2 separate regions of the Homo sapiens genome follow, and region 2 is linked to region 1. The links are chromatin loops, found by intact Hi-C in ENCODE. Cell type or tissue: PC-3. All regions are shown on one strand. Links, peaks and the distances in the headings refer to the core of each region. The heading gives the core; the rest is flanking DNA. Region 1 overlaps NIN (ninein). Region 2 has its middle 10 kb from the start of SAV1.

Region 1 (11,540 bases), core at 4,505-8,504:
CTCAGATCCCCATCTTCTCGCCTGCCCGCCCCCCTCATTCTCAGCAGATGGTCTTGCCTCCTGCTACATGGATGCCTGTTTCTCCCGGCCTCCAAATGTGCCTTTTCTTTTTTTTTTTTTTTGAGATGGGGTCTCACTCTGTCACCCAGACTGGAGCGCAGCGGTGCAGTTATAACTTACCACAGCCTCAAACTCCTGGCCCCAAGTGATCCTCCAGCCTCGGCCTGCCAAGTAGCTGGGACTATAGGCTCATGTTATTATGCTCAGCTAATTAAAAAATGTGTTTTGTAATCCCAGCACTTTCAGAGGCCGAGGCAGGCATATCACTTGAGGTCAGGAATTCGAGACCAGCCTGGCCAACATCGTGAAACCCTGTCTCTACTAAAAATACAAAAAATTAGCAGGGTGTGGTGGTGTGTGCCTATAATCCCAGCTACGCAGGAGGCTGAGGCAGGAGAATTGCTTGAACCTGGGAGGCAGAGGAAGTTGCAGTGAGCAGAGATTGTGCCACTGGACTCCAGCCTAGGCGACAGAGCAAGACTCTGGATCTAAAAGAAAAAAAAAATGGTAGAAACGGGGTCTCATTATGATGCCTAGGCTGGTATCAAACCCTGGCCTCAAGTGATCCTCCCACCTCGGCCTCCAAATGTGCCTTGCCTCTCAAACATCCTCCCCTCTTTCCTGTGTCTCAGTGAAAGAAGTGGTCCTTCTCTTTGCTGGACTCTTACACCATATAATAAGGTGCAAGGGCTCTGGAGTCAGGCTGCCTGGTTTAGATCTGGGTACCACCACTTACTGAAAACTTTGATCAGGTTCCTCAGCCTGTTTCCTAATGTTAAAAATGGGCACCATAATAATACCTACCCTATAGCACTGATGTGTGGGCTAAATGAGATGAGGCACATACAGTGTCTGGAAAACAATAAGTACATGTGAAATGTTTGCTGTTATTGCTATCGCAAAAGGTTCTTGATACTCCACACATCAAAAACTGAGGTAATTATTACTCCCTAGCCATCTAACTGTTTCATTTCGTGAATTTCTCCCCAATCAACATCAACACCATGAGGTGTAAGTCTCAGAAGCTAAAATTCCTCGTCATCTTCCCTCATGATTACTCATCAGCCTGTAAGTTATGTTGATGCTCCAAAGTGACTCTCAGATTTATCTCCTTCCTCTGCATTTCCCCAGCCTCTGATTAGGTTCAGAATTCATCATGATGTCTCAGCTAATTAATGTGTATCCTGAACAGTTCTTTCTTCCATCTCTTCCACCTCCATATGGCTACCAGTTACTTAGCTAAATATCCGTTACAATCATGCTGTTACCACCCTTTGCAAAAAAACAACAAAAACAATGTGTTAGCAGTCAAGGCTCTTGAAAAGGAGCTCGTCCTCATACCTTTCAAACTTGAGCTGCTGCCACCAAGTCCCAGTGCCATGCCCTCCCCCACCCCACTGCACCTACCCCAGCTCTCCCCGTGCCTCAGAGGGCAGAGCACATTTATGCCCCTTCACTGCTTTCCCCAACACTGCAGGCCAAATTACTTTTTCATTCCCATTACATTTACTTTTTTCTTGCCAAGAGATAGCACATTTCCTACTGGGTCATATAGAGTTGTATCCACATCTGCCTCCCTCCCAAGATAACAACAGTATCTGATTTGTCAATTTCCAGAGCACCAGCACTGCCTGATACACAGAGATTACTCTATGTTGTTCTAGGCTCTACATTTAGGTGTACTTTGAAAGATTAATGTTACAGAATTGGCATTTTAGGGGAAGGTAGTATTTTTTAAATGCTCTAAGTACATTTTTTTTTTACTTATATTGCTGTATGAGGGTGTGAACTAGAATATACTAAAAATATACTGGCTCTGTATTCTTTTGGCAAAATGTTCTTAGAAAATGATGTTCTTCCAATCAGCCTTTAACACTGGAAAAGAAAAATGTCAAATGGCACGTCTGTGTGTGTGTGTGTGTGTGTGTGTGTGTGTGTGTGTGTGTGTGTGTTGGCAAATGTGGTTGGAAATCTTTCTTAAAAATACTATATATACAGATCCTTTTAAAAAAACTTTTATGGGTTTTAGTTGATGTGTTATTATAATATAAACATATACAAATTATGAGCAATTCATATGTACAGTTTTTATATCTTTAAACCAAAAGAAATTTATAAATTAAATATAAACCAAATCATAATATCAATAAATTGATTTTAGAGTTGCTCTACTTTTTTTTTTTTTTTTGAGATGGAGTCTTGCTGTGTCGCCCAGGCTGGAGTGCAGTGGCGCCATCTCGGCTCACTGCAAGCTCCACCTCCCGGGTTCACACCATTCTCCCGCCTCAGCCTCCCAAGTAGCTGGGACTACAGGCGCCCGCCACCACACCTGGCTAATTTTTTGTATTTTTAGTAGAGACGGGGTTTCACCGTGTTCGCCAGGATGGTCTCGATCTCCTGACCTCATGATCCGCCCACCTTGGCCTCCCAAAGTGCTGGGATTACAGGCGTGAGCCACTATGCCTGGCCTAGAGTTACTCTACTTTTTATACTTTTTCTGAGTTCTCTTTTGCTGGCAGCTGAACAAGGTATTTTGTAATCATTTTCTTTCATTTGTCAATATTATGTATTGAGAATATTTTCATATTCTACTGCAATGCTGTCCAATAGATACACATACGTGGCCTGCATTATAATTTCAGTTTGCAAATAGCCACATTGAAAGGTGAAAAGAAACAGGTGAAACTAATTTCAAATAATCTTGTTTAATCCAGTATCTCTAAAACATTATCATTTTGACACATTATCAGTATACAAAAAATATTACTGAGCTATTTTACATTTTGGGGCTATTCAAAGTCTGGTGTCTATTTTAAACTTACAGTTTGTACTAGACACACTTCAAGGGCCCAGTACCCAGTATGGCTACTAGCAGCTACCTGTTTTGGACAGCACAGTTCTACGTGGTCAAAAACAAAAGGGCAAACTTATTTTGTTGTTATAAAATAGATATCAACCTTTTATATTTACTTTTGCCTCCTGTAGTCTACTACAGCTTTTAAGATAGATAAACATCTTTAATCTACGGTACTGATTTATGCTGTATATAAAATAGTACCACAGTTTGCTAATTTCTTAATCTGTACCACATTTAATTTCCCCATACTTGTTCAGGAAAACAGTCGTCTGGAAAATGAGCTTCTAGAAAATGCAGAGAAGTTGGCAGAATATGAGAATCTGACAAACAAACTTCAGAGAAATTTGGAAAATGTGTTAGCAGAAAAGGTAAACCTGTTCAAATCTCATTTCCTGATAGGCAGCCTACTTTATGTAGTTTACTCAAAAGAACAGGAGCAATGCCACCAGAACATTTTTATTAGGCAATTACTGGGGTAGCTAAATGGTGCTCTAACTTTTGTAGGGATATAATTTACTAAGTTGGTTATGAAGGAGAACATTGCCTGGCACTGAGAAATGATCCCTGTGTTCATTGAACACGTCACTCTAGTGCGTTCTCCCCATCACCCAGTTGGTGTTGTTCGTGCTTACATGTCACATTCCTATCATACTCAAGAGACTGGGTGAATACCAGAAACTGGGCCTTTGCTGTGTTGGGTCAAAGAAGGGCACTCGGGAAAAATGACAGCTTTGCCCTTTTCCCCTTCTAGTTTGGTGACCTCGATCCTAGCAGTGCTGAGTTCTTCCTGCAAGAAGAGAGACTGACACAGATGAGAAATGAATATGAGCGGCAGTGCAGGGTAGGTAGACAAAGAGAACTGAGTAAGTGCAGGAGTGCCTGGGTTCAGACCCCAGCTTCCCCGTTCCCTAGCTCTGTGACCCTAAGCAAGTCACTTCATCTGTGGGTACTTCCATTCCTCATGCATAAAATGGTAAAAATAAAAGTACCCACCACAAAATGTTGTAGCAAAAATTCCATCAGTGAGTATATGTAAAGTGCTTAGAGCAGAGCCAAGGATAGAGTAAGCACTTACATAAATGTTAGCTATTCACATGGACACAGGAAGGGGAATATTACACTCTGGGGACTGTTGTGGGGTGGGGGGAGGGGAGAGGGATAGCACCGGGAGATATACCTGATGCTAGATGACGAGTTAGTGGGTGCAGCGCACCAGCATGGCGCATGTATACATATGTAACTAACCTGCACAATGTGCACATGTACCCTAAAGCTTAAAGTATAATAAAATTAAAAAAAAAAAACATAAATGTTAGCTATTAACATTATTATTCAAAAATTAGCCTTTCCTGATTGATCATTGCAGATCTAATCTGACGTGATTTGGTTTTGTCCTGTGGGTTTTTTTTTTTCTGAATACATTTTTTACTCCATTTATTTATAAAATGCAAATGAAACAGAAAACCACTCAAGTCTTAGCTAGTAAATCATTCCCAATTTCGGCCAGGAGAGATGGAAACATTTTTACAAGTAACAAGAATCTTTGATTTTAAAAAAATTCCCCTAAAGTTAGGAATTTGAATTTTTTTCTTAAACCAGAAACACGTGTTTATTTTAATGAGACAAATATAACTGAGTTCCAGCTACTTAGATAAAAAGTTTAATTGTGCAGAGATGAGTAAAACAATCATATTATGAAGTTACTTGCAGCCCTCCTTTTCAGGAAATATACATACATGGTTAAGAAAACATTTCTACTGCTTTTATAATTAAATTTTAGCTCTTGGTTCTAATTAAATAGAGGTATTTTCTAAATGTCTTTACATTTAATGAATTCATCAGTAAAAGCTGTCAGCTCTACCTTCAGAAATTCCCCCAGTTCATCCACTTGTTTTCTTTCTTACTTTTTTTAAGACGGAATCTAGCTCTGTCACCCAGGCTGGAGTACGGTGGTGTGATCGCAGCTCACTGCAACCTCCACCTCCTGGGTTCAAGCAGTTCTCCTGCCTCAGCCTCCCGAGTAGCTGGGATTGCAGGTGTCTGCCAAACGCCTAATTTTTTTTTTTTTTTTTTTTTTTTTTTTTAAGTAGAGACAGGGTTTCACCATGTTGGCCAGGCTGGTCTTGAACTCCTGACCTCAGGTGATCTGCCCACCCAGCCTCATCCACTTGTTTTCTTAACAGCTTTATACACTATATGTTTTACCCATTGAAGGTATAAATTCAGTCTTTTATTGTATTGACAGAATTGTGCAAACATCACCGCATTCAATTTTAGAACATTTTCATCACCCCAGGAAGAAACCCCTTCTCCACTTAGCCATAATCTCTCCCAAGCCCCCTAGCTCTAGGCAATTATTAGTGTACTTTGTGTCTCTACAGATTTGCATATTCTATACATTTCATATAAATGGAATCTTACAATATTAGCCCTTGAGACCGGCTTCCTTCATTTAACATAATGTTTTTAAAGTTCATCCATGTTGTAGCGTGTATCAGTTCTTCATTTCTTGAATAATATTCCATTGCGTAGATATACCACATTTTGTTTATTAATTCACCGGTTAAGGGACATTTGGGGGATTTTGGCTATTATGAGTAACGCAGCTATGAAAATTTGTGCGCACGTTTTTGTATGGGCATATATCTAGGAGTAGAATTGCTAGGTTGTATGGTAACCCTATGTTTAACCGTTTTAGGAACTGCTAAACTTCTTGCAAAGTGGTTGCACTGTTTTATATTCCCACTAGTATGATAGTTCCAATTGCTCCACTTCTTCACCAACAGTCGTTATTGTATGTCTTTTTGATTCTAGCCACCCTAGTAAGTGTGAAATGGTATCTTATTGTGGCTTTGATTTGTATTTCCCTGATAGGTAATGATATTGAATATCTTTTACATGTATGTATTAGTCATCTGTATATCATCATTAGAGAAATATCAATTCAGATCATTTGCCCATTTTTAAAATTGTCTTATTATTGAGCTATAATAGTCTTTATATATTCTAGTTACAAGTCCCTTATCAGATACTTAATTTGCAAAACATTTCTACTTTCTTGATAGTGTCCTTTGAAGCACAAAAGATTTTGTTTTGATGATATCCAATTTATCTTTTTTGTTGTTGTTGTTGCTTATGCTTTTGGTGTCACATCTAAGACCAGTGTTGGTTTTTAAATCCCAGGTACTACAAGACCAAGTAGATGAACTCCAGTCTGAGCTGGAAGAATATCGTGCACAAGGCAGAGTGCTCAGGCTTCCGTTGAAGAACTCACCGTCAGAAGAAGTTGAGGCTAACAGCGGTGGCATTGAGCCCGAACACGGTAAACACATTCGGACAGGCTGTAGATAAAGCCTTTACTCTTGTTTTTAGAAACGTGGTTCAATATAAAATTGCAAAGCTTTGGCAACTTGAAAAAAGAAAAAAAAAAAAAAGAATTTGGCCATACTCTTTTCTTGAGCTGTTTCACTTGTGGTCTCGTTTTTCATTTGTCCTTGAAGTTTTTATGAGAACATTTCCATCTGATTTTGATATGCGTCAACAAAGGAATGGAAGAATCAAACCACAAGGGTATTTGCTTTGTTAACAAAACAAACAAAAAACTGGCTGCAAATCTGGGAATCCAGGCCTTGGGAGTGTTAGAATTCAGACACTGAGCTATTGCTGTCCTCTTCGAAGAGAGTGTGTAACTCATATGAAGATGGTTTTGGAGAGCAGGCCAGCCAGATACTACAGAATCCATAGCTGGTTTTCTTATACGGGCTGTGCTGAATGTCTGTATTGCCTCAGCAGAACAAAGAAGATAAATAAGGGCTGGCCTCCTGGCCTTTGAGGAAGATTTTGAGTGGCAAGTTTGGAAGGCAGAGTTTGGGAGCCTCCTGCATTAACTATGAGCTCCTTTCCTCTCTCCTGATAGCCTACCTCTTTTCTCGGGGGTGTTGAGTTTAAATTTCAGAGACAGCTCATAATCAGTTATTCTGTTATAAATAACTTTCCCCAGTGCTATTGGGGATAGGAGTGTCGTTCTTACACAGGTTGTTTATTCCTCCTCTTACTGCAGAATAATTAACAGATTGGGGAAGGAGGAGACAAAGAGGCCTTAAGACCTCCCCTCTGATTCTTAGCTCATTCCAGTCTGAGGATCTCATAATATGATATATCTCGGCAGCTGTTATGGACTTTTCCATAGATGGCCAAGTGTTGGGGTTGTTCCTCATGAGGACAAGAAGCTGTACCATCGTGGTGTGGCTCACACCCTGGGTGTTACTTCTCATTTGGGAATATGCCATCAAATATGAAGAGAAGACCCAAAGCAAGACTGCCAGTTGCAGCTGCTAGACATATACCCAAGAAAAGTTCCTTTCTTCCATCTGCCTGTGTATCCCCACATGCAAAGCTATTTTGGGTCCCACTGCCTTAAGAGATTAGTCATAATCTTTTCTTCTGTGTACAAGCTCAGCCCCCAACTTATGCTTCACATTTTCAGTGTCATTCTCAGTCATCGTCGTGGGCAGTTGCAGAGATGAGCTCATGCATGAGTTAAGAATTTCTACCCACAACTGCCTGTATCCTGGTTCCTAACCTATGCCCTGTTTTTTAAAATTTTAGCTGATAATATGCTAAAATTATGCTGATAATAGCTAAAATATGATAATTTTAGCCAATAATAGCTGATAAGATAAAATGGGGATCTACCCACACTCTAGGAAATTCATAGGAAATAGGCAGTCTTCTGTAATGCTGAGTGATGGGTTGTTGATAGTGTGACCCATGAAGCTAACTCCTCAGGGCATCGCAGCAAGTATGCTGGCCGTTCATTTTCCTGCCACATCGTCATTCAGTATTTGTTGGATGGGTAGGAGTCTGGTTGGTTTGACCAAACTACCTCATGCTATTACCTCAATTTGCAGCATTTGCATTAGGAGGTAGCTACCTATAAGCAACAATTTCCACCCCCGCCGCCCCACCACCTACTATTCTAAGAGATGGATTCTATTAAGGTTTTTTCCACTGCCTGTACATGAAAGAATCTGTTCACCTTCATTTCTTCTTGTTTGCCCTAACGCTTGAAAAGAGAAAAGACTTCTCTTGGCCTCTGTTATTTCCTATTAGTTCACATCTCTGGTAATTCAGGCTGAAAATCATTCCTTAGTTAAACTGGATGTCCCTCCTCAGATGCCACACTGTGTTATTGAAAGAACCTGCTGCAGGATCAATGAGTCCCATGTGTTTTCAGGGCTCGGTTCTGAAGAATGCAATCCATTGAATATGAGCATTGAGGCAGAGCTGGTCATTGAACAGATGAAAGAACAACATCACAGGGACATATGTTGCCTCAGACTGGAGCTCGAAGATAAAGTAAGTCCTTCCCACCAATCCACTTCTCTAATTTCTTTTGGCTCTGACAGGCTTATGTGTGTAGGGCATTTCCAATTCTTTTTTCTCATAGAGCAGCACATTCTATGTTGGGAACCCACATCCTCAGGATGGTTTTGTAGGCTGACAGCAAGGCCCCTTTTTTCTGGAGAGTTTCTCCAAAATGTAATATCTTCAGCCCTGGCAATCATGGAACTTGAAGCTTGAAACCCATTATATTATCTCCCAATTTCTTTTTTAAAAACATCTCAGTGAAACCAAAAAAAGCCCTTTGATGTTTCATTGCCTACTAAATTAGGTACAAGTTCTGAACCTTGGCCTCTAAACTCTTCACCATGAGACTTCAACTGACGTTTCCAGTCCAGACTTCAACTGACCGTTCTTATGAGTTACCTTATCCTCCAGCTAAATTGGGTAGTTCCTAGTTGTCCATCACACTCTGTCCTCTTTTGCTTGTGCTGTTACAAACTATGCTGATATTAGTTTCTTTCTGCCTCTCGAAAGTCTACTTACCCTTCAGGATTTATATTTAATGCTGCCTCTTGCATGAAGCCATTCTTGAATTTCTCCAACTAAAATGTGATTTTTTTCCCTCCTTTGAGTCCCTGGGTTACATTGTAGCTCTTTTTTGTATACCTTTTATTTTCTGCCTCCTACTGTACTTATAGTTGTCATATCCATGTCTAGACTGGTTTCTCCTGGATAGCAGGGACCATATCTTACCCAGCGTTGTATTCCGAGGCCTGCAAGTACCTGATAGGTGTTCAATTAATATTTGAATTTAATTAAGTATTTTAAGACCCAGCAGGGTACAGTGGCTCATGCCTGTAATCTCAACATTTTGGGAGGTCGAGGTGGGCAGACCACTTGAGCCTAGGAGTTCAAGACCAGTCTGGGCAACATGGTGAGACCCCGTCTCTACCAAGAAAAAAAAATTAGGGCACGGTGGTGTGTGCCTTTAGTCCCAACTACTCAGGAGGCTGAGGTGGGAGGATTGCTTGAGCCCAGGAGATGGAGATTTCAGTGAGCCATAATTACGCCACTGCACTTCAGCTTGGGTGACAGAGTGAGAACCTGTCTCAAAAAATATATATGTTCCAAGACTCAAGTTTACAGTTGGAAAGGATGCATGGGAAGACAGAGGGTAGCTATGTGTAATGGCTGCTCAGTTCTTAATAAGGTTGTTCAGACACTAATAAAATTCAGCCACTTAAAAGAGATATGTAAACCATGCCTGACTTAAGTATCTTGCTTAAAGTGTTGAATTCAGTTACTTTAAAACAAGATAGAGAAATGAGAAATGTCTTGTAGGGAAAAAAAAAAAAAAAAAAAAAGCAATTGCTGCTCCATCACTTCACTTTCAGTGACCTTGAGCTGAGTAATCTTGTGGTGGTGTCACTCTGTGCCTTCAGGTGCGCCATTATGAAAAGCAGCTGGACGAAACCGTGGTCAGCTGCAAGAAGGCACAGGAGAACATGAAGCAAAGGCATGAGAACGAAACGCACACCTTAGAAAAACAAATAAGTGACCTTAAAAATGAAATTGCTGAACTTCAGGGGCAAGCAGCAGTGCTCAAGGAGGCACATCATGAGGCCACTTGCAGGCATGAGGAGGAGAAAAAACAACTGCAAGTGAAGCTTGAGGAGGAAAAGACTCACCTGCAGGAGAAGCTGAGGCTGCAACATGAGATGGAGCTCAAGGCTAGACTGACACAGGCTCAAGCAAGCTTTGAGCGGGAGAGGGAAGGCCTTCAGAGTAGCGCCTGGACAGAAGAGAAGGTGAGAGGCTTGACTCAGGAACTAGAGCAGTTTCACCAGGAGCAGCTGACAAGCCTGGTGGAGAAACACACTCTTGAGAAAGAGGAGTTAAGAAAAGAGCTCTTGGAAAAGCACCAAAGGGAGCTTCAGGAGGGAAGGTAAGAAAGTGAAGGGAAATGAAGCTACCTGGGGCACCATCCCTCGGGGCATTAGAAGTGCCAGTTGTGGCTGGGCGCGGTGGCTCACGCCTGTAATCCCAGCACTCTGGGAGGCCGAGGTGGGCGGATCACGAGGTCAGGAGATCGAGACCTGGCTAACATGGTGAAACCCCGTCTCTACTAAAAATACAAAAAATTAGCCGGGCGTGGTGGCGGGCGCCTGTAGTCCCAGCTACTCTGGAGGCTGAGGCAGGAGAATGGCGTGAACCCGGGAGGCGGAGCTTGCAGTGAGCCGAGATCGCGCTACTGCACTCCAGCCTGGGCGACAGAGCGAGACTCCGTCTCAAAAAAAAAAAAAAAGTGCCAGTCGCTTAAGAGACTTGAAGAAGTCAGAAGGCATAATAGCCCATTGATTGAGTAGACTCTTTTAAATATTTTTTTACTGTTTTTGCCATTATTTTGATGTGAACCTACCTTGGGATGATTGGAACTGTTTTTATTTTGTTATGTTTGTAAAAGAGGAAAGTATTCCTCGTATTAAGATTTATTCTACCTTATAAGGCTCAAGAGGAGGATAAGATTATCCCAAAAGTGGTTCCTTCCTAGTTCAATCCTGTTGCTTTCTGAGAAAAGCTATTAATAAACTGGATTCCAGGCAAGGTTACATTTCCTCCCAGAGTTAAGAAACAGCACTCCATGCTTACATTCCTCATGTGAAATCCCAGGTTTATTTGAGGGCTTTGTTTCGTCACACGCTGATTGACTTGGTGCTACTTCGTTAAGTAAGAAGCAAAAGCAGAATGAATTTGTTCATATGTGTCATTTATGTGACTGATATCCTATAACGCATGCTTAATTAAAATGAAGGAATGGTATATATTTCCCAAGTGAGGAATTAGATTAATATACATTTGGTCATTTGTCTTTGGTTTAAAAATCCATAAACAAATACATCCGGGAGTGTGCCAGAGAAATTAGTTTCTAAGATTTCCCCCTAACTCCAGAGAGAGGTAAGTCTTTTAAATGAATTATGGCTGCCAGTCTTAGCTTTCAGAAATGAGATCCCTTTCCAGTATAAATGAATCACATAGGAGTAAGTTAAGAGCATTTTTAGGGAGTATTTCAGTTGTTTGCTCAGCAGCTTTCTCAGTGCATGGGAAAATGGTTTTTGTTTGCTTCTGGAGTTGGCGGCAGTTTCAATAATGCTGTATGTTGACTATATTTAGGGAAAAAATGGAAACAGAGTGTAATAGAAGAACCTCTCAAATAGAAGCCCAGTTTCAGTCTGATTGTCAGAAAGTCACTGAGAGGTGTGAAAGCGCTCTGCAAAGC
Region 2 (11,540 bases), core at 5,088-9,087, 86 kb after region 1:
AGATCTCTAATGAAAACTATAAAACACTGATGAAAGAAATTGAAGAGGGCACCAAAAAAATGTAAAAATATTTCATGTTCGTGGATTAGAATAATCAATATTGTTGAAATGTCCATACTACCCAAAGCAAGCTACAGATTTAATGCAATCCCTATCCTAAGATGGAGGGGGGCAGGGAACTGGAGGAACAACATTACCCAACTTCAAATTGTACTACAGAGATATAGTAACTAAAACGGCATGGTACTGGCATAAAAACAGATACATAAACCAGCCGGACATGGTGGCTCACGCCTGTAATCCCCGCACTTTGGGAGGTGGAGGCAGGTGGGATCATGAGGTCAGGAGATTGAGACCACCCTGGCTAACACAGTGAAACCCCATCTCTACTAAAAATACAAAAAATTAGCCAGGTTTGGTGGCAGGCACCTGTAGTCCCAGCAACTAGGGAGGCTGAGCAGAAGAATCGCTTGAACCCAGGAGGCAGAGGTTGCAGTGAGCTGAGATTGTGCCACTGCACTCCATCCTGGGCAACAGAGCGAGAAAAAAAAAAGAGAGAGAGAGAGACACACACATAGACCAATGTAACACCATAGAGAAACCAGAAACAGATCCATACAAGTACAGTGAACTTGTTTTTGACAAACATGCTAAGAACATACATTAGGGAAAAGGCAGCCTCTTCAATAAATGGTGCTAGAAAAACTGATTATCCATATGCAGAATAATGAAACTAGATCCCTATATCTCACCATATACAAAAAGTCAAATCAAAATGGATCAAAGACTTAAATCTAAGACCTCAAACTATGAAACTCCTACAAGAAAACATTGGGGAAAATCTCTAGGACATTGATCTGGGCAAAAATTTATTGAACAATACTCCACAGGTACAGGCAACCAAAGCAAAAATAGACAAATGGGATCATATCAAGTTCAAAAGCTTCTGCACAGCAAAGGATACTATCAAAGTGAAGAGACAACCCACAGAATGGGAGAAAATATTTGCAAACTACCTAGCTGACAAGCTATTAATAACCAGAATACGTAAGAAGCTCAAACAACTCTATAGGGAAAAAAATCTAATAATCCAATCAAAAGATGGGCAAAAGATTTGGATAGACATTTCTCTAAAGATATACAAGTAGTGGCTGGGGCAGTGGCTCACTGTAATTCCAGCACTTGGCCAAGGCAGGTGGATCACCTGAGGTCAGGAGTTCAAGACCAGTGGGGCCAACATGGTGAAACCCTATCTCTACAAAAAAAAAAAAAAAAAAAAAATTAGCTGGGCGTTGTGATGGGCGCCTGTAATCCCAGCTACTTGGGAGGCTGAGGCAGGAGGATCACTTGAACCCGGAAGGCAGAGGTTGCAGTGAGCCGAGATCACATAATTGCACTCCAGCCTGGGCGACAAGAGCAAAACTGCATCTCAAAAAAAAAAAAAAAAAAGATATACAAATGGGAAACAGGCATATAAAAGGTGCTCAACATCACTGATCAGAGAAATGCAAATCAAAACTACGACGTGATATCATCTCACCCCAGTTAAAATGGCTTATATCCAAAAGAGAGGCAATAACAAATGCTAACAGGGATGTAAAGAAAAGGTAACCCTCATACACTGTTGGTAGGAATGTAAATTAATAATGTCACTATGGAGAACAGTTTGGAGGTTCCTCAAAAAACTAATAATAGGCCAGGCGTGGTGGTTCAGGCCTATAATCCCAGCACTTTGGGAGGCCGAGGCGGGTGGATCACGAGGTCAGGAGATTGAGACCATCCTAGCTAACACGGTGAAACCCCATCTCTACTAAAAATACAAAAAATTAGCCAGGCGTGGTGGTGGGCACTTGTAGTCCCAGCTAGTCGGGAGGCTGAGGTAGGAAAATGGCGTGAACCCGGGAGGCGGAGCTTGCAGTGGGCCAAGATTGCGCCACTGCACTCCAGCCTGGGCGACACAGTAAGACTCCGTCTCAAAAAAAAAACGAATATACCTGCTATATGATCCAGCAATCTCACTCTTTGATATATACCCAAAAGAAAGGAGATGAGTATATCGAATAGATATCTGCACCCCCATGTTTGTTGCAGCACTGTTTACAATAGCCAAGATTTAGAAGCAGCCTCAGCATCCATCAATAGATAAACAGATAAAGAAAATGTAGTACATATACGCAGTATATATGTCTTAAAAAGAATGATACCCTGTCATTTGCCACAACATGGATGGAACTGGAGATCATTATGTTTAGTGAAATAAGCCAGGCACAGAAAGACAAACATTGCATGTACTCGTTTATTTCTGGGATCCAACAATCAAAACAATTGAACTCATGGAGATAGAGAGGAGAAGGATGGTTACCAGAGGCTGGGAGGGTGGTGGGGGTCTGAGGGGTAAGGTAGGGATGGTTAATAGGTACAAAAACATTGAAAGAAAGAATAAGACCTACTATTTGATAGCACAATGGGGTGACTATAGCCAATAATAACTTAATTGTACGTTTTAAGAAAACTTAAAGGTGTAGTTGGATTGCTTGTAACTCAAAAGATAAATGCTTGAGTGGATAGATACCCCATTCTCCATGATATACTTATTTCACATTGCATGCCTATATCAAAATATGTACCCCATAAATATATCTATGTGCCCACAAAAATAAAAATAAAATAGATTTTTAAAAATGAAAATAATTAGCCTAGCTTTTATAATTCCTTTATTTTTCATCATGTTAGCAACTGTGAAATGTATTATTTTGCATTGCTTTTTTATGTAACATGATGATTATAAGATTAATCCATATTGTTTGCATTAAGATATTGTTTACTCATTGTAACGGCTATTCACTCATCTGTGAACATTGCACAGTTAATCCTTTCTAACAGAAATATCCGCTTCAAGTTTTATCCTAAAACTAGAATAAAGCTGTTTTTTGTTTTGTTTTGTTTTTTTGAGACGGAGTCTCGCTCTGTCACCCAGGCTGGAGTGCAGTGGCATGATCTCGGCTCACTGCAAGCTCCACCTCCTGGGTTCGCGCCATTCTCCTGCCTCAGCCTCCCGAGTAGCTGGGACTACAGGCGCCCACTGCCACGCCTGGCTAATTTTTGTGTGTGTGTGTATTTTTTTCACCATGTTAGTCAGGATGGCCTCGATCTCCTGACCTCGTGATCCACACGCCTTGGTCTCCCAAAGTGCTGGGATTACAGGTGTGAGCCACCGCGCCTGGCCAGCTGTCTTAAATATACTTGTAGAAAAAAACTGATACCACACATATGAAAAAGATCAGACACTGTGATGAACAGCTATATACCAACAAACTGGAAAACCTACAAGAAATGAATTCCTGGACACATACAACCAACCAAGATTGGAACAGTAATAAAAAGTCTCTCAGAGAAAAGTCCAGGACTAGATGTCTTCACTACGAAATTCTACCAAACTTACAAAAAACCAATACTAATTCTTTTCAAACTATTCCAAAAGATTGAAGAGGGAATTCTCCCCAACTCATTTTACAAAGCCAACATTGCCCCAGTACAAAAAAACCAGACAAGGATACAACAACAACAAAGAAAACTGTAGGCTAGTATCCTTGAGGAACATAGATTCAATGATCCTCAAAATACTAGCAAACCAAACCCCAGCACATAATACACCATGATCAAGTGGGATTTATCCCAGGAATGCAAGTATGGTTCAACATACACAAATCAAACATGGTACGTCACATCAACAGAATAAAGGACAAAAACTATCTTAATAGATGTAGAAAGAGCATTTAATAAAATTCCACATACCTTAATAAGAATTCTCAACGAACTAGGCATAAAAAGAACATATTTCAACATAATAATGGTCATATATGACTACCCATAGCCAAAGGCATACTGCACTGAGAAAAGCTGAAAGCCTTTCCTCTAAAAACTGGAACAAGAAAAGGATGCCCACTTTCACCACTCCTATTAAACATGGTACAGGAAATCCTAGCCAGAGCAACCAGGCAAGAGAAATAAAAGGCATCCAAGTTGGAAAAGAGGAAATCAACTTATTCTTTGCAGATGACATAATCATATTTTTAAAAACTAAAGATACTCCCCAAAACTCTTAGATCTGATAATGTGTTAGAACAACATAGGTGGAAAAAGAATGAGGAAAAATGTACAATTGTGATAGGTTAAGCATGATCTATGTTCGATTTCTACATATTAATCTGTATTGTATATTTCTATTTCTTTTTTTTTTTTCAAATTGCTTCTCTCATTTTGGTAACAAAATGGCACTGCTAAGCTTACTTTCAAAAACTTTTTTTGTTTATTGACATCCTATCCTATTGAAGGAACTTTTTTTTAACTCTAACACATGCAGTATCATACTCAACCTAACTCAGAAGGCTCAAAGTAAAATTCATGCAATTCCTTTTTAAAAACTCAGGTCAAGTTTCTTTTGAAGTTTATCAACACTACTGAAATTTGTCAACACCGTTAACACTTTTGTGGATCTATCAGGTTCAGGATACCTGTATGAGATGAAAAAGAGAAGTATTGGACATGTTTCATACCCTAGAAAAGTTTACAAGCTATTTAAATGAGGACATACCCATTAAAAAAAGGTAAAGATTAAAGAGACATTCAATCATCAGGGAAATGCAAATAAAACCCACAATGAGATATCATATCACTCCAGTTAGAATGGTTATTATCAAAAACAAACATAATAAATGCTGGTGAGGATGTGGAGGAAAGGGAATTCTTACACCCTGTGGGTGGGAATGTAAATTAATATAGCCATTATGGTAAACAGCATGGAAGTGCCTCAAAAACTAAATATACAACTATTATATGATCCAGCAATCTCACTACTGGGTATTTATCCAAAGAAAAGGAAGTCAGTATATCAAAGAGACGTCTGCGCCCCCAAGTTTATTGCAGTGCTAGTCACAATAGCCAAAATATGGCATCAACCTAAGTGTCCACTGTCAGGCCTCTGAGCCCAAGCCAAGCCATCGCATCCCCTGTGACTTGCACGTATACATGCAGATGTCCTGAAGTAACTGAAGATCCACAAAAGAAGTAAAAATAGCCTTAACTGATGACATTCCACCATTGTGATTTGTTTCTTCCCCACCCTAACTGATCAATGTACTTTGTAATCTCCCCCACCCTTAAGAAGGTACTTTGTAATCTCCCCCACCCATAAGAAGGTTCTTTGTAATTCTCCCCACCCTTGAGAATGTACTTTGTGAGATCCACTCCTGCCCGCAAAACATTGCTCTTAACTTCACCGCCTATCCCCAAACCTATAAGAACTAATGATAATCCACTACCCTTTGCTGACTCTCTTTTCGGACTCAGCCTACCTGCACACAGGTGAAATAAACAGCCTTGTTGCTCACACAAGGCCTGTTCGGTGGTCTCCTCACACAGACGCACATGAAATCCACCAACAGATGAATGGCTAAGGAAAATGTGGTATATATACACAATGGAATACTATTTGGCCATAAAGAATTAAATCATATCATTTACAACAACATGGATGGAATTAGAGGACATTATATTAAGTGAAATAAGCTAGGCAAGGAAAAATAAGTAATGCATGTTCTCACTCATATGTGGACACTAAAAAACTATAGTGATTACTAGAGGGTGGGAAGGGTAGGGGAGAGGGGAAGATAGGGAGAGGCTGGTTAATGGATGCAAAACTACAGTTAGGAAAAATAAATTGCAGTGTTCTATGACACTGTGGAGTGACTATAGTTAGTAGTCTATTGTATATTTTCATATAGCTAGGAGAGGACTTTGAATGTTCCCACCACAAAGCAATTATAAATATTTGAAGTTACAGATAATGCTAATTACCCTGATTGGATCATTACATATTGTACATACGCATCAAAATATCACTCTGTACTCCATAATATGTATGTGTCAGTTAAAAATTTAAAGACAGGCATTCACACACTGCTGATAAAATTTGGCAATCAAAACCCTGAAACCATTTGCAAACTTTTCGTATTAGTTTCCTGTTGCTACCGTAAAAACTACCATAAACTTACTGGCATAAAACAACACCAATTCATTATCTTACAATTCTGGAGATGAGAAGTCCAAAATCAGTCTCAGGAGGCTAAAGCCCAGGTGTTGTTGGCAGGGTGGCTGCCTCTGGGAGCTCTGAGGGCAGAATCCGCTTCCCTGACTTCTTCAGCCTCTGGAGACTGGCTGCCTGCTTGGCTCACCTCATCAACCTCCTGCTTCTATCCTCACGTCTCCTGTCACCACTTTCCTGACTCTCTTTTATAAGGACTCTTGTGATTACGTTGGGCATTGGGCCCACCTGGATACTTCCAGCTCATTCTCTCCATCTCAAGATCCTTAACTTCTGATCACCCACAGTTCTATTAACTAATTACATCTGAGATCATTTGGCCCTAACATGCAAAGCTACCCATACTCTAAATTGACAACAGACTATTGTGGAAGCTCTGACATCAATTTATCTGAAGACATTAGGCCTCTAATAGCACTGTGAAATTAACAGTAAAGCACATCAGTGAAATACAATATTTGAATATTATTACTAACTGATTTGGAAATCTCAATAGAAGTTCTAGGAATTCAGAAGCCTCTGAGTAATACATGAATCATAAGAAAGAAATCTATTTTTATGCCTTTTATTTATGTCGCCGTTCCTCTTCCTTCTCTACTACTTGCAGGACAGTCCCTTCATCCTGTTTCAATGGCTTAGTTTGTTGTTTGTTTTACCATATTCCATGTTTTCTAACATGCGACCTTTACATTCCTTTCTCAATTTCATTACTTCCACCTCTACTCCAACTACGAGCTAATTTGGTCACACCTGATAACTATTTAAAACTCTGAAATTCCCCTCTGACCACAACCTCCTGTTCATCCCCTCCCATTTCCTCACTCCACTGAATCTGCTCTTTGTCTACATTGTTATTTCTAGTTCCTCAATCCTGATCAGCACGAAATAAACAGCATTGCCAGCCAAAGGCACAGGATTTTGACATTCAATGTCCTGTTTAGACCTGTCTTGACTCAATGTATAATTTTGGTTGTTGTTAAAGATACTGAGCTCTTTAAACTGAAATTTTTTAAGATGCGGTAACATGAGAAAATGCATAACAAAGTTTGGTTTCCTTATTTTTTATTTTTGAAACGGGCTCACTCTGTCACCCATCCTGGAGTGTAGTGACACGATCACAGCTCATGACAGCCTTAACCTCCTGAGCTCAATTGATACTCCTACCTTAGCCTCCTGAGTAGCTGGGACTACAGGCATGTTCCACCACACTTGGCTAATTTTTGCATTTTTTTTGTAAAGACGGAAGGTCTCCCTGTGTTGCCCGGGCTGGCCTCAAACTCCTGGGCTCAAGGGATCCTCCCGCCTCAGTTTCCCAAAGTGCTGGGATTACTGGCATGAGCCACTGTGCCTGGCCTGGTTTCTTTAAAAACCCTATTTCTCACCATTGTTTAGGCTTTTCTGTAGTTAAATGTATTCAATGATTACCACCTGTTCACTTACAGTTACTTCTCCAATCCTGAGTTTCAAATTTTGACTAATCTCTTGGTTTGTCAAAATCAAATCTAATCTCTTTGTTCTCAAAGTAGGTCTTCTCAGAAGGTCCCAAAATGCTGTATTTCCCTGAATTTTCATGTCCCATTGCTTTTCTTTTTTCACTGAATCTTCTGCCTTTATCACCTTCGTAATTTGTTCTAACACAGATTTCTTAAATCTCATCTTTTCCTAGGTAGCTTCCTTTTAGAGTCCTCTAAAGGCCAATTTCACTCTGGATTGATTGGCTTCCAGGCTTGCTATACAACCATGATACTGAGACTAAAATTACTTTCCTGAGTTAGATTCACTATTTCTTGAGTCCCTATTTTTCTGTTTTTGTTTTGTCCTTTGTGTGAGTTTATTCTCTCATTTTTTAAAAACTTATCTTCTAAAGTAACTTACTAGAATAGGATACATGAAAAGTATACTTTCTGAGTCCCTTTATTTCCAAAAAATGTCTTTATTCTTTCATTTTTGATTGACATTTGGATTTTGATTCACCTTTTTTGATGGGTATAAAATTGTCAACTAATTTTCCCTCATTTATTTGAGGGCATTGCTCCATAGTCTTATAGAAATCCTTGTTGCTGATGAAAAATCTGACATTAGTGTGATTCTCATTCCTTCATAATTGATACTTTTGTCTTCTGTTTGCAGGATATACAAATGTCAGAATGCTAAGATCTTTTCACTGGAACCTTTCAGGGTCTTCCTTTTACCCTTAATGTTCTGAAATTTCACAACACATTGAGACATGGATCTTTTTTCATTTATTTCGAAGGGCACTTGGGATACCCTATCAATTGGGAAATTCCTCCCTCTCTGAAAAAATATCTTGTGTTCATTTTTGATGATGGCATCTTGTCACCAGACCCCTACTGATTTCAGTAGGAATGGCACCGTGTTTGAGAGGCCGAAGAAGAAACTGGAGCCAGCAAACAAGACATAGGACTTATTGAGGGGACTCATATACAGGGTAGTCCAGTGGCAGTGGGCTGGACAGGAGAACCACTGCCCTCTGTAAAAAGTGCGCAGTTTATGTAGCATTTTCCCTTAGCACCCTCCTCCTAACAACCTCCACCTGACAAGCTTCATTTAACCCAAAACAAAGGACCTCAATCCTCCTGGAAGGCCTGTCTTCCATGGGATGGGCTGGGGATTCAGATGTTCCTCATAGATAAGGAATGAATCTCTGGGTTGGCTACTCCCAAATTCCTTAGCTTGGAATTTCGAACACACATTCTTCTGAGATCATAGGGTCATTCTCAGGGTATGTTTAAGTTATTGCTGTGAAGTGAGTCTGCCATATACTTCTCAATTTTCTCTGTTAACTCTTTCTGGAACTTAAGTTTTCAGGATATTGGGCCTTTTGTATAAAGCCTATTTCTCTTTTCTGTTCTTTGAGATTTCCCATCTCAGTCTTTTTGTTCTGTTTTCTGGGAGATTTGCTCAACTTTATCTTCCTAACTTTGTTCTGAAAATTCTACTTTGGCAACCCCTATCTTTAATTTCCAACAGCTCTTTATTGTTCTGATCTGTTTCTTTTTCATAGCTTCCTATTGTTTTATGAGTGCAATATCTTCTTGCAAATCATCCTGTTGATAGTAATAAGCATTGTTGCTTAAAGTACTCATTTATACTCTGAATTACCTGTTTTATTTGTAGTCTATTTTTCTGTTTATGTTGCTATCACTCATGTTGCAAGTTTTCCTGAAATTTCTGGTGATCCTTGATTGCATACTTATATTTTAGAATGATACATTAAAAAAGCAAACACAGGCATGATGGCTCATGCCTCTAATAATCCCAGCACTTTGGGAAGTTGAGGTGGGAGGATCGCTTGAGCCCAGCAGTTTGGCACCAGCCTGGGCAACATGGTGATATCTGGTCTCTACAAAAATGGAAAGATTAGCCAGGTGTGGTGGCATGCACCTGTAGTCCCAGCTACTTGGGAGGCTGAGATAGGACGATGGATTGAGCCCGGGAGGTTGAAGTCGAGATTGCAGTGAGCCGTGATTGTGCCACTGCACTCCAGCATGGGTGACAGAGTGAGACCCTGTCTCAAAAACAAAAACAAAACAAAACAAAAAAGCAAACACTTGTGAGTGTGCTATTTGAGGGATCAGGGCCTACTACCCGGACGCTGCTCTATGAGATTTAGTTCTTTGGTTTGTAGGATATACAAATGTCAGAATGCTAAAATTTTTATCATAGGGCCATTTAATTTATCCAAAAACAGAACCTGAATATCCCTTTTCAAGGGAATAGGTGCCTAACACCTGAAATTCTATGGGGGTGTACGTCTAACTTTCAATTAATGGCTCTTCTCGGCTCCACGTTAGTGTCCTATCTTCCTTAATTAAACCAGGTGCACGTGATCCCAAGCCTCGCCTCGGCCTTTGGCAATATGTGCTTCCATGAGCATCTTAGGCTGTGAACTAAAATACTTCATCCTGCTTCATTGTCTCTTGATCTCCTCCCACCTCTTGCAACCCTATCACTCTTCATCTTCTAGACATTTATTAATGTCACATCTACTGATCTGATGGCCTATTTTGTGTTCTCATAATAATTATAAGTTTATTCTCTCTATATTCTTTCACTGTCAATTAACTGGGGTTCCAGGAGGGAGAGGAGATATATTTATGTGGCCAGTCTCCACATGGAATGGGACATTTCCATTTTTTTCTTAATTTTTTACATTCTGGCTCTACTGAAGAAGTTCTGTTTAAACTTCTTCCTTGAAACTATTTCAAATAGATGTATTAAATTCAATTTTTAACACAATCTACCTGATAGGATCCCATAGATTGAGGGCTTAGTCCCACAAGATTGCCCCACTTCAGATGCCAATCGCAAGCCCCACATTGTGACCTGTGTTTCTGACCCATCAGCTATAAATTGGTGTTCCCACAACTCCCTTCTTGGGTTTTATTAATTTATTAGAGCAGCTCACAGAACTCAGGGAAAAACTGTGTTTACCAGTTTACTAAAAAGAATAGAATAAAGGATACCTGTGAACATCGAGATGGAAGGGACACATAGGGAGAGGTATGGGAAAAGGGGCATGGAGCTTCCATGCCCTCCCTAGGAATGGCAGCTTCCAGGAACCTGTGTGTTTAGCCATCCAGAAACTCTCAAAAGCCAGTCATTTGTGGTTTTATGGAAGCTCCATTATGTAGAAATGACTTAATACATCATTGGCTATTGGTGGTCAACTTAACCTTCAGCCCCTCTCCCGTCCCAGAAGGTTGGTGGTGGGGCTGAAAGTCCCCACCCTCTAATCCTACTTTGGTCTTTCTTGGGTGACCAGCCCTTATTCTGAAGCTATCTAGCCACCAGTCATCTCATTAGCATACAAAAGACACTCTTCTGGAGATTACAAGGGTTTAAGAACTCTATGTCAGGAAACAGATGAAGACCAAATATATATTTCACAACATCACGAAGCCAAGTAAAAACTGATAATTGCAAAGAATAGTTTAAAAATAAAGTTGAAAGTGGCTGAAGATACGGCCCAATTCTGGAAGCAAAATAAAAGTTTCTAGGGTCAGAGAAGTCAAGATACAGAAAGAACCAGAAGGACAGACAACTGAAGTCCGAGGCCAGTGCTGCCAAAAATAGAAGACTCATTTTGGCTTTCTGTCAAGGTTTCAGAGGACCTCTAAGTCTAGGCAATAACAGTACATAAGAACAAAAGCTAAGCTCAGAGACACCGAATCTCCCAGCTTGACTCCTTTTGATTAGAATTGTGATACTAAGCTGGGCGCAGTGGCTCACGCCTGTAATCCCAGCACTTTGGGAGGCCAAAGCGGGTGGATCACGAGGTCAGGAGATCGAGACCATCTTGGCTAACATGGTGAAACACCGTCTCTACTAAAAATACAAAAAAAAAAAAAATTTGCTGGGCACAGTGGCGGGCGCCTGTAGTCCCAGCTACTCGGGAGGCTGAGGTAGGAGAATG

What was found. A loop is a pair of places that touch in the nucleus more often than their neighbours do. Peaks named below come from ENCODE experiments on the same cell type or tissue, not always from the same donor. Only the 100,000 strongest peaks of a DNase experiment are listed, where the experiment ranks them.
Region 2: it touches region 1 in a loop (3-fold over the local background); 14 of 110 quality-filtered maps call a loop at or near these places.

Annotation. Positions count from the first base shown.
Region 1 is chr14:50,758,525-50,770,064 of GRCh38, reverse strand. NIN (ninein) reads left to right here. Exons shown (of 31, transcript NM_020921.4): 13 at 3,175-3,285; 14 at 3,669-3,758; 15 at 6,101-6,239; 16 at 8,154-8,275; 17 at 9,706-10,208; 18 at 11,435-11,540. Among named protein-coding and RNA genes, the nearest start is that of NIN, 67 kb to the left of the region's middle. RefSeq lists enhancers at 9,618-9,687, 9,738-9,887. In PC-3, for the core only: no CTCF peak of the experiment used is centred there; DNase peaks (open chromatin) are centred at 6,504 and 7,404; H3K4me3 peaks cover 1,356 bases; H3K27ac peaks cover 2,610 bases.
Region 2 is chr14:50,673,030-50,684,569 of GRCh38, reverse strand. No RefSeq gene overlaps it. Among named protein-coding and RNA genes, the nearest start is that of SAV1, 10 kb to the right of the region's middle. In PC-3, for the core only: no CTCF peak of the experiment used is centred there; DNase peaks (open chromatin) are centred at 6,829 and 8,759; H3K4me3 peaks cover 1,067 bases; H3K27ac peaks cover 2,222 bases.